Linked DNA regions of Homo sapiens: region 2 is linked to region 1. Evidence: chromatin contacts called from ENCODE Hi-C or POLR2A ChIA-PET data. All regions are on one chromosome and are shown on one strand. The core of a region is the stretch at or near the end of the contact, and the rest is flanking DNA. Distances in the headings are between cores, read along the strand shown.

The links. Hi-C counts contacts between places; a loop is a spot of excess contacts on that map. ChIA-PET counts read pairs that join two places held with the same protein, here RNA polymerase II (POLR2A).
Region 2: a loop to region 1 is called in a map of CD4-positive, alpha-beta T cell, with 11 times the contacts of the local background. The contact joins two enhancer-like sites. A Hi-C loop is called at or near these places in 1 of 168 maps with a recorded cell type or tissue (CD4-positive, alpha-beta T cell). POLR2A ChIA-PET finds 5 or more read pairs at or near these places in 1 of 52 experiments (CD4-positive, alpha-beta memory T cell).

The regions. Positions count from the first base shown.
Region 1 is chr12:49,806,525-49,811,696 of GRCh38, forward strand. The region is part of intron 1 of NCKAP5L (NCK associated protein 5 like); the gene reads right to left. Among named protein-coding and RNA genes, the nearest start is that of NCKAP5L, 19 kb to the right of the region's middle. Within about 2 kb of position 2,996, at least 16 of the 41 ENCODE cell types and tissues checked have a DNase peak (open chromatin) inside an H3K27ac peak, as active enhancers do.
Region 2 is chr12:50,982,434-50,987,605 of GRCh38, forward strand. It overlaps SLC11A2 (solute carrier family 11 member 2), which reads right to left. Exons shown (of 16, transcript NM_000617.3): 16 at 3,559-5,172. Among named protein-coding and RNA genes, the nearest start is that of HIGD1C, 32 kb to the left of the region's middle. Within about 2 kb of position 3,003, at least 11 of the 41 ENCODE cell types and tissues checked have a DNase peak (open chromatin) inside an H3K27ac peak, as active enhancers do.

The DNA of each region.
Region 1 (5,172 bases), core at 1,746-4,245:
ACAGGCGCTTTCTTCCACACCATCCCATCCAGTTCTCCTAACAACCCTGGAAGGGGAGCACCCGCCTGCGGGAGGAGGCAGGCTCTGGGGCAGAGGATATTGCCCAAGTCACATGACTACTTCACAAAGCACACCAGACAGGCCTAGATTTTCCCACTCCTCTGCACACACCCAAGCTTCACTGTAAGCTCCACAGTAAAACAGACATTTAAGCTCCGTACAGCCCTAAGGCTCCCTGGAGGCTAGAAACTTGGGCTAGAAATCTGACACTAAAGAATCTCTTTTCTCTTGTTCTCACTTGTAAAACAGGGATAAGAACACTTAGCCCAAAGGGTTGTTGGAGGACAAAATGAGATAATATATGTAGAGTGTCTGGCGTGAATTCCATAAATGGAGACTTTTCATATCATCACCTGCTGACAGAGGCACAGTACAAAGCTATGGGGTTGTTGTGGAGCCTGCTGCTACCTTGTCCGTTCACACAGAGGCCGACTCCGAGTCCCAGGGCCCTTACCCAGGGGTCTCCGCTATAGGGGCACCTGAAGATCTCAGAATGCTGCTCTGCCCACCCTGCCCTCAGAGGCCTCCTCTCCAACTCCTCCCAGCCGGCCCTCCAGCCCCAGGGCCAGCCTTGCCTTCCCTCTTCTCTTCTATACCCCAGAAAGAGAAGCAGCTGGATGTTTGGGGGCTGGGATTACAGTGAAAAGAGAGAATGCTTCTTCGTGTGTGTGTGTGTGTGTGTGTGTGTGTACACAACAGTGGGAAGGGGACTTCTGAAAACACTTGGAGGAAAAGGAAGACCTGTTTAATACTGATTTTTTTATTTTTTAAAGAGACAGGGTCTCACCTCACTGCCCAGGCTGGAGTTCAGTGGCACGTTCATAGCTCACTGCATCCTTGGCCTCCTGGGCTCAAGTGATCTCCTGCCTTAGCCTCCCAAGTGGCTGGGATGAGAGGCACGAGTCACTGTGCCTGGCCTCTAATGCTTATTGTTAATACTGTATAATAATCTGAAGTTTTTTATTTTAACATCATAAAAATGTATCATATTTAACTTGGTTTGCTCATAACATTATCACGTTTGATAGACTTAGAAATATACAGGCCTGGAAAAAAAATGAAAAATATTTAAGAATTATCTTCCTTCCCACACTCAAATGGGGTGAAACCCAGAATGTCTCAGGTCACCTCCAGCATCTGACCAGTGCCACCCTCACCCACAACTCTGGTCTCTGGGCCACTGTCCTCCCACTGCCTGCAGCAACCTGCCCATCGGTCCCCAGCGTGTCCCTCAATCCCCTCACCATCAGAGGGGCTAGGGTGTGGCTGAGGTATGCTGTGGAGGAAGAGAAAAAAGTTGGGAGGGTGAGGGAAAGGAATGGGATGAAGAAGGCAGCATTCGGGGTCTGGAAAAGGATAACGCTAAGGACCGGGAAACCCTAAGATTTGTGTTCTTCACAAGAAAGCAACAACGAAACAATGTAGAGTATCTTTTCCCAAAATAATAAAAAAGCATCCAGGTTAAGAGCAAGGCCAGGCTGTGAGGACTGGCTGCGGACTCTCTATGTGTGCACGCAGTGGTTTTCTGTGTTGAGGAGCATGGAGACCCCACACACTCCACACAAAGCCAGGCATGGCCCCGATCCACAGCTGAGCCCCTGTGAATCCCAGGCCAGGAGGCCCGAGTTCCACTGAGAATGGGGGAGACCCTCCGATTTATGAGCCAGCCAGTGGTCACAGTTCTTCTTCTCAGAGTGCCCCAGCTGGAGTGGGGCTAGGACTCAGCCCCTCTTCAGGAGAAATACTTTCTGGCCTCACAGCGAGGGGGTCTGGGGTCAGCCCAGGATGAGGGGGCCTCCTCTGCATCTGCAGGGCCGTCACAGTGGAGGGCAGGAAGCTGTCACGGGGAAGAGACCTGCAGGAAAGCTTGGTGGTGGGGAGGAGCACGGGCCATGAGAGTCGGCCCAGAGTCTGAGTTCAAGATTTCTAAAGAAAACTTCCTGCGTCCTTACCCTTCTCTAGGGAAGGTCAAGATCCAGAGAGAGACCACCACCACCAGCTCCAAATCGAAGCCAAGTCAGGAATGTGGCCCTCTGGAGTCTGGGCTTTCTGCCTGCCTCTCATGGGGGATGCCTGCCCAGGCAGGCTTCGCAGTGGTGGTCCCTGCTGCCTCCCCAGGGGCTGAGCACCGCCTCCTCCCTCAGGACCCACAGCTCCTGCTCACAGCCATGAGCTCAGCCCGACCTGGGGCAGGGAAAACCCCAGGCTTCGGGTTTTTGGAATGGCTCTGGTTTCAGACATTCCTCTGGTGGCCCCAACACGTCTGGGACGCTGGGTCTGGACACACAGTGCCGGCCAGGCAGGGTCTGGGAACTCTAACTTGAACTGGAGGCTTCTCCCGCCGGAATTGCCATCCACAAAGGCCTGATTCTGAGGGAGGTGACCTCAGTGCAGGGGGAGGGAGAGAAGGAGGGGGGAGAAGAGCGGAGTCCTCTCTGGCTCGTCCTTCAGAGGGTGTGGGGAGGGGGCCAGTTTTCAGGCAGCCAGGGCCGAGGAAGGAGGAAACTTGCTCAGGGGTCTCTGGGTAACCTGGGCGACCACCATCTCTTCAGCCAAGTCAGTCACGGAGGGCCCCAGCTCTCCCTTCCCCCTTAAAGCCAGGAGGGGACAGGGGCTTTCAGGGCCTCCAAAGAGATCTTACTGTCCTGGCCTTTCAGTTAGCCAGACCAGAAGGGGTCTGTGGCTCCTACCTCCTCTCCAGCAGGGCACAGGCAAGACCCCTCCCTGAACAGAGACCAGGCATGGGAGGAAGGGGCTGGAGAGGCAGGCGGCAGCAAGCCTGTCCTCATTCCCTCACCCCGGCCCTTAGCCAAGGCCTCCTGGCCCCTGGTGAGCCCCTCATTCACCAGCTGTTCCCCCCAGAGTCCTCTAGGGAGAGAAGCCAGGGACCAGGAGTGGGGGAGGGTGGGCAGCTGTAGGAAGGCAGAGATGGAGAGCTCACTTAATCACAGAATCACCCGTAACACCAACCGCTTCCCTCCGCACCCTCCCCAGCTGCTTTCTGGAATCCCTCTTACCCTCCCAGCCCTTTTACCAGTCACACCCAAGAATCCACTTGTAAACAGCAACTTCTGTCCCCACAGCAAACACCCTTTCCAGCCAAGATCAGCCCTGGGCTGCTGAGGAGTGTGGGGAGGGATAGGAGGACTGAGGCCTGGCTCCCAGGGCACTTCTAGCCTGAAAGGGGCCACTTAATCCCTGACCCAAAGCATCTTTCAGCCCTGAGAATTCCAACTGGTCTCCTCCCCATTCAGGGTAAGAGGGCAGACAAGAATTTCCTTCCCTCCTCCTGACAACTGGTACTGGAGACACAATAGCCCTTCTGAGAGGCATCTGTCTTGGAAGGGGCCCCCTACATCCCCCCAACTTCCGTTTCACAGGCACTCCAAGCACCTCAACCACCATGGTGTGAGTTCTTCCAAACCAGCTGCAGGATAGGTCCTCGGCCCTTCCAGGAAGGGAAGAAGGAAGGGCAGTCGTGTTATAAGCCCCAAAGGCCTCCAGATTTCAACATCCCTCATCTCCCCTCCCTCAGAGCCCTCCTGCTCCCTGTCCACAGCATAACCCAGTAACAAAACTAGCAGCTGCCGGGGGTGGGGGGAGGGAAGGGGGTGGGGAGAGGGAAGGGGTGCCGACACAATGGGTTTATTTATAGGACCACACACCAGGGGCTCTGCAGCCAAGTGGCCCAGGCCCCACTCCCAAAAGTCCAGCCCAGGCCGTCCTAGCCCAGCCGAGGGTACTGGAAACAGCCTTAGACCGGAAGGCAGAAGAGTCTAGGCATGGAGTCCAGTTCGAACTCTGCAATTAACTTATGTGCTGTGTGACTAGGCAAATCATTCCGTCTCCCCGAGATGAGTTTCTTCACGCCAAGTGGTTGTTGTTCTGCCACAGTGGTTCCCACAGTGGGGCCTAGGCACCCTGTGGCCCTCTCCAGGGGTCTGTAAGGTCAAAGCTGTTTTCCTAATACTACTACTAAGACACTATCTGCCTTTATTACTCTCATTCTCTCCTGAGTGTACAGTGGCATTTTCCAGATACTATGCTGTGTGATACCGCAAAAGATTGAATACCGAAGCAGACAGGAGAAGCCAGCTTCCTTCTATTAAGTCAGACAGAAGAAATTTGCAAAAATAGAGAACAATGACTTATTATTATTTGTGTTTTTGGAACATATACAATTAAATTTTTAAATAAAATATGTTAACATGTGATGGGTTTATTGCTATTTTTAAACAAATTAATTAAATAACTGTAAGTATAACATTTATAAACAAAAGCTCTTCGGGGTCCTCAAGTTTTAAGCGTATAGAAGGGTCCTCAGACCAAAAAGTTGGAGTCATTTTTCTAGAACAGTGCTGTCCAGTAGAACTTTCTGTAATAATGAACATGCTTAGTCTGTACTATCCAACATGGAAGCTATCTATTAGCTACACCTGGCTGCCGAACACTTGAAATGTGGCTAGTCCAACTGAGGAACTGAATTTTACATTTAATTTTAGATAGCCACATGCGAGCTCAAGAAGTTCCCTGGGATTCCTCAACTTGCGTATTCTAGGACAATGCTTCTTTCCACAAGGAGTGGGTGTTGCAAAGGGACTCCTGTCCCCAGGCTTGTGCTTACGCGCTCTCTCACTCTCTTCCCCACCACAGAAGGCCAGCTCAGCCCCACTGTCAGTCCAGCCTGGCAATCCTGCCCAGCTCAAGTAAGAGAGCTGCTCTCTCATTCTGTGCCATGAGTAGCACACACCCTCTCCACTCTCCTATAACTTCTGGCTTACCACCCTCCTGTTTCCCCAGAGGATTAAAGCCAGCAGAGGGGAACCCCCTCACACCTCCTGCCGCCACCCTCCCATCCCCCTCGGAACCCTCCCCACCTCCTCATCCACTATTACAGCAGATGAGTTGCCTGCTCCCGGGCAAAGCCAGTCCTGCTTGTCCCAGACTTTCCCCATTTACGTCTTCAGTATCTACCTCCTGAAGACAGCTTTCTCATCTACCCTTTAAAACTTAAAATCTTTAAATCTTAAAAACAATCTTCTCGTTGGGCACAGTGGCTCACACCTGTAGTCCCAGCTACTTGGGAGGCTGAGGTGGGAGGATCACTTGAGG
Region 2 (5,172 bases), core at 1,753-4,252, 1.2 Mb after region 1:
GCCAACATGATGAAACTCCGTCTCTACTAAAAATACAAAAAAAATTAGCTGGGTGTGGTGGCACACACCTGTAATCCCAGCTAATCGGGAGGCTGAGGCAGGAGAATCACTTGAACCCAGGAGGCAGAGATTGCAGTGAGCCGAGATTGCACCACTGCACTCCAGCCTGGCGACAGAGTCAGACTCCGTCTCAAAAAACAAAACAGCAAACAAACAAAAAACAATTCCGACTGGGCACGGTGTCTCATGCCTGTAATCCCAGCACTGTGGGAGGCCGAGGCGCATGGATCACCTCAGGTCAGAAGTTCAAGACCAGCCTGACCAACATGGCGAAACCCCTCGACTAAAAATACAAAAATTAGCGGGGCATGGTGGCGCATGCCTGTAATCCCAGCTACTCACGAGGCTGAGGCAGGAGAAACACTTGAATCCAGGAGGCAGAGGCTGCAGTGAGCTGAGATCATGCCACTGCACTCCGGCCTGGGCAACACAGCGAGACTCCGTCAAAAAAAAAAAAAAAAAAACCCACAATTCCAGACTCCACTCCTAAAGAACTGAGTCTAGATGGTTTGTGTTGGGACCTGTGAAGTTGTTATTTTTTTTGTAGAGACAAGGCCTCACTATGTCACTCACGCTGGAGTGCCAATGACACAATCTTGGCTCACTGCCACCTCTACCTCCTGGGCTTCAGCCATCCTCCCATCTCAGCCTCCCAAGTAGCTAGGACTATAGGCGTGTGCCACCACACTCAGCTAATTTTTTTGTAGACAGGGTTTTGCCATGTTTCCTAGGCTGGCTATGAAGTTATTTCTTTTTACTTTTTCTCTTCTCGAATACACCTTGAGACAAGTTTGAGTCTCATTTTAGCCCTATTATTATTACGCAGAGCTTTTATTGTTATCCTTTGGCACCAACAGCCTCTAAGTTAATGCAGAATGCAGACTATAAATTTATTGGTAGCAACTATCCCTATTTTAGTGTAATATAAAGGCACTGGAGTTGGGTTCAAGCCCTTAACTCTGCCACTTTCTATGGCCTTCAGCATGTCACATATACTTTTGGAGCCTTATTCTACTCATTTGTAAAATGTGAATAAATGCTACATTTGAAAATGCCAAGTACAGCCAGGCACAGTGGCTCACACCTGTAATCCCAGCACTTTGAGAGGCCGAGGCAGGCAGATCACTTGAGGTCAGGAGTTCGAGAGCAGCCTGACCAACATGGTAAAACCCTGGCTTTACTGAAAATACAAAAATTAGCCAGGTGCAGTGGCTCACGTTTGTAATCCCAGCACTTAGGGAGGCTGAGGTGGGTGGATCATGAGGTCAGGGGTTTGAGACCAGCCTGGCCAACATGGTGAATCCCCATCTCTAAAAATACAAAAATTAGCTGGCCTTAGTGGTGTGTGCCTGTAGTCCCAGTTACTTGGGAGGCAGAGGCAGGAGAATTGCTTGAACCTGGGAAGGGAAGGTTGCAGTGAGCTGAGATCGCACCACTGCACTCCAGCCTGGGCAACAGAGTGAGACTCCATCTTAAAAAAAAAAAATTATCCAGGCATGGTGGTGGGCACCTGTAATCCCAGCTACTCGGGAGGCTGAGGCAGGAGAATTGCTTGAACCTGGGAGGCAGAGGTGGCAGTGAGCCGAGATCATAGCACTGCACTCCAGCCTGGGTGACAAAGCTCGACTCCATCTCAGAAAAAAAAAAAAAGAAAATGCCAAGTACACCAATATACTATCTCATGTGAGTCTTCGACACATATATTTAACACATTACAAACTGCAGTGTATAACCTCACAGGCTTGCAGTGATGACTGTGTGAAGACAGATTAGACCAAATGATGCCCAGGATAAAACTATTTCCAACTAGTGGGCTAGGAAAACACTGTATTACACTGGCTTTAGGACATGGAAACAGCTCTTCAGACATCAGCTTGCTTAATTTAGGCTTAAGTAAATAACAGCAATTAAATATATTGACAATTCATTGAAGCCTTTCCCAAGTGAGCAATGGTGGTAGACTTCTTCAATACGTAGTAAGCAAGGGTTGCAGTATTGGTCCTGTGATGCCCACAGAGTGTCACTTAGATGACTTAGTTGATAGACCACTTTCATTGGAGATGTTTGTTATATTGTTCTGAGACATTGAGAAATGAGACTAAATGGCCTGGAAATAGGCTAAAATACTTCCGGGGGCAGAGAGCTAATGCAAATGAGTGAACTTATTAACTAGTAACTCTTGGCTATTGCTGGGATAGGACCATAGAGGGCCCTGTCCATTCTCTACACTTGCCAAAAGCATTCAAACTTACTTTTAAAAATTCTGCACAGGGACCAAAATCTACCAGTTGGCAACTTCTGCCTAATGCATATTCTAGCACTAATCAGAGTATGAAACAAATGCTTCAGTGTGTTATGTTCCTTGTGCTGCTAAACAACAAAGCTTGGTGACAACCCAACATGAAGGGTATACTATATATTACACAGGATAGTTTGGGAATGAAAACATGGGTTCTGGAGTTAAGCTATGCGAGTTCAAATGCCAACTGCACATTTCATTAGTAATGTAAATGTGGGCAAGTTACTTTTGGCCTTCCAGTTGACTCATCTACATAGAGGCTGATCCTCTTGTTGTTACAAGGATTAAATGAGATAATACAACTGTTCAGGCCAGGCCTTAGAACACAGTACTGAGTTAGCCATTTTTAAATTCATAAGCTAAGGGACTTAGAGAAGCTGACAGATTTAGATTCATTGGTCCTACCAATGAAGGAGCAGAAGGTATTCCAGAGGGCAGAGCTAAAGGAAATGTTTCAAAACAGGATCCTCACATTGTTTTGAATCCTATTTTAGTTCTGAAATTAAATCCAAAGTAAAGAGAGAGCACTAAATGAGGAAGGACAACATGGAGAACAAAATTCTTCCTAGATGAATTCCACTGTGTTACTCACAGGGAAGCCTTGCAACAGAGAAAGGGAAAATGAAGTTCTGGTGACACTCCTGGGACAAATCAAGTGCTGACTCAAGTTTTCCTGTCATGTGCCTAGTAAAGTTCACTGTGCCTGAGCTCTGCCTTTGTTTTTAATAAATGGTGTCAATATTTCCATTTATATCAGGTCTGCCAAAATGCTCCTTGGTCTTTAAGCTAAATGAGTTTGGTTTCTCTTCAAATACTAATTTTTCATTGGCAGCACATATAGAATGTAAAAGTGAAACAGTGAAATAAGCTACAGGTAGAAAATAGTCAGCTTAGAGAAAAGCAGAATAAAATTTTTTTCCCAAGTTTCAACATGGTAATGATGTGACCTTTAGCTATGGTAAAACTATTTGACTAAGTGGGTAAATGGAAATTAATATCCTGGTATCTGCAATTAATCCAAGCTTTCTGAGGACTAAATCCATTTATTTCTCTATCCTTTCTAAGGAGAAAATCCTAACAGTGTGGACTTAGTGTGCCATTCCAGGTGGTAGTTGCTGTTTCAGTATTTTTTGTATCAAAGTTGTTGTAACCCTATTAATAAATTATTTCAAGGTTAAAAAAATACCCAGGAAACCAAATTGGAAAAAGAAATTTTTTTTTAATTAGAAACCAAGTTTACATACGGTTAAATGGTTACTAAAAGCTCAGTTGTAACCACTCCTAACACCACTAGCAGAACCTCAAGGGAGCCAAGAGCTCTTCCCTTTTCCCCTGTTAATTTCCAGTATAATGTAGCAGCACAATTATTTCATGTCACATTTAAGAAGAACAAGAACCAATTTATATAAAGTACAATTGTATATCCTTAAACATTCCACATAAACACACTGTCAAAACTCACTGGATATGCTGGAATTGGAGGACTTAAATTTCTACATATTATTTATTGCACCCAGAGTACTGGTTAAAATGCACTTTCTGTGAAGATCAAATGCAATAACGTATGAGGGTATTTTTAACACTGTGAAGTACACACATAATATTATAAAATGCCATTTAATTGGAAGGAGTTTTCTATCATTGCAAGTCATAAATATAACTTTTAAAAGAATACTAGCAGCTTTTACCTAGGCTCCTAAATGCTTGTAAATCTGAGACTGACTGGACCCACCCAGACCCAGGGCAAAGATACATGTTACCATATCATCTTTATAAAGAATTTTTTTTTTGTCGTCAGTTTGGCCTTTCCTACTGCAGCCAGGTGAGAGCTTAAGATGTCAGTCCCCAATATCTTCACAGAGTGCCTTTATGACCAGTTTGGAGAATTACGATGGTAAGGGGAAGAGGCAGATATGAAGAGGAATGGTTAGGGGAATTGTCATTCATAACTCTGTGCTATATTACTTGAGGGGCTAAGAAAAATGTATGGTCAGTGAAACACAGTAGTGTACCCTTAAATGCCTTATAAAAGACCATCCATCCAGTCTGCGCTTTTGACTGTGTGCAAGTATCAGTAATAATGCTTTTGGGGGCTCAGATGAACAGCGAACACCAATCAGCCAGGACTCTGGAAGGAAAGCTCCAAAAATGAGAAGTCCTTCAACACCATTTTCCATTACTGTTCTCACCAAATCAATGACTATAAAACAGTTTTGATTATTTATCTCCATCAAAGTGATTTGATTTGAGATAATCACACAATCTCAGGCTCGGTATGTAAAAATGTCAGAAGTGGCTGAAGTAAAAGCAGCAGCTTTGTGCTGAAGACACCCATTTCCTCTGACTCCAGAGCTCCACCATCTGGTCTCAAGATTTTTCCCTCTGAGGAAACAGCTGTAGAGAGGTAGCCCAGTTCAACTTTGCTGAGACAGTGAACTTTGCAACCATACTAACACCTACTGACTTGCAGAGAACGCTGAGAAAGACAGTGTGCTTTGCAACGGTTAAGTCCACAGCTCCTGAGATTGCCTCGCAAGTCATCTTGGGCATGAAGCAGAGCGGTGCATCAGAAAAACATGACGATTCTGCTGAGAGGTGGCTTTAGGAACAAAATAGATGGCTCTCCTCCCTTAAAGTCTTTTCTCCCCACCCTCAACATTTCACGAGAACATCAGTTCATAAATACTACCATCTGTTTCTATCACCACCCTCCTGGAGAAAGAAAGTTAAGGTTTTACAACCACATGTGCTCAAGAGTAAATATCATCAGGAAAGCTCTGTACTAACAGGCAGGTTATTAAGACTCCCAAGAA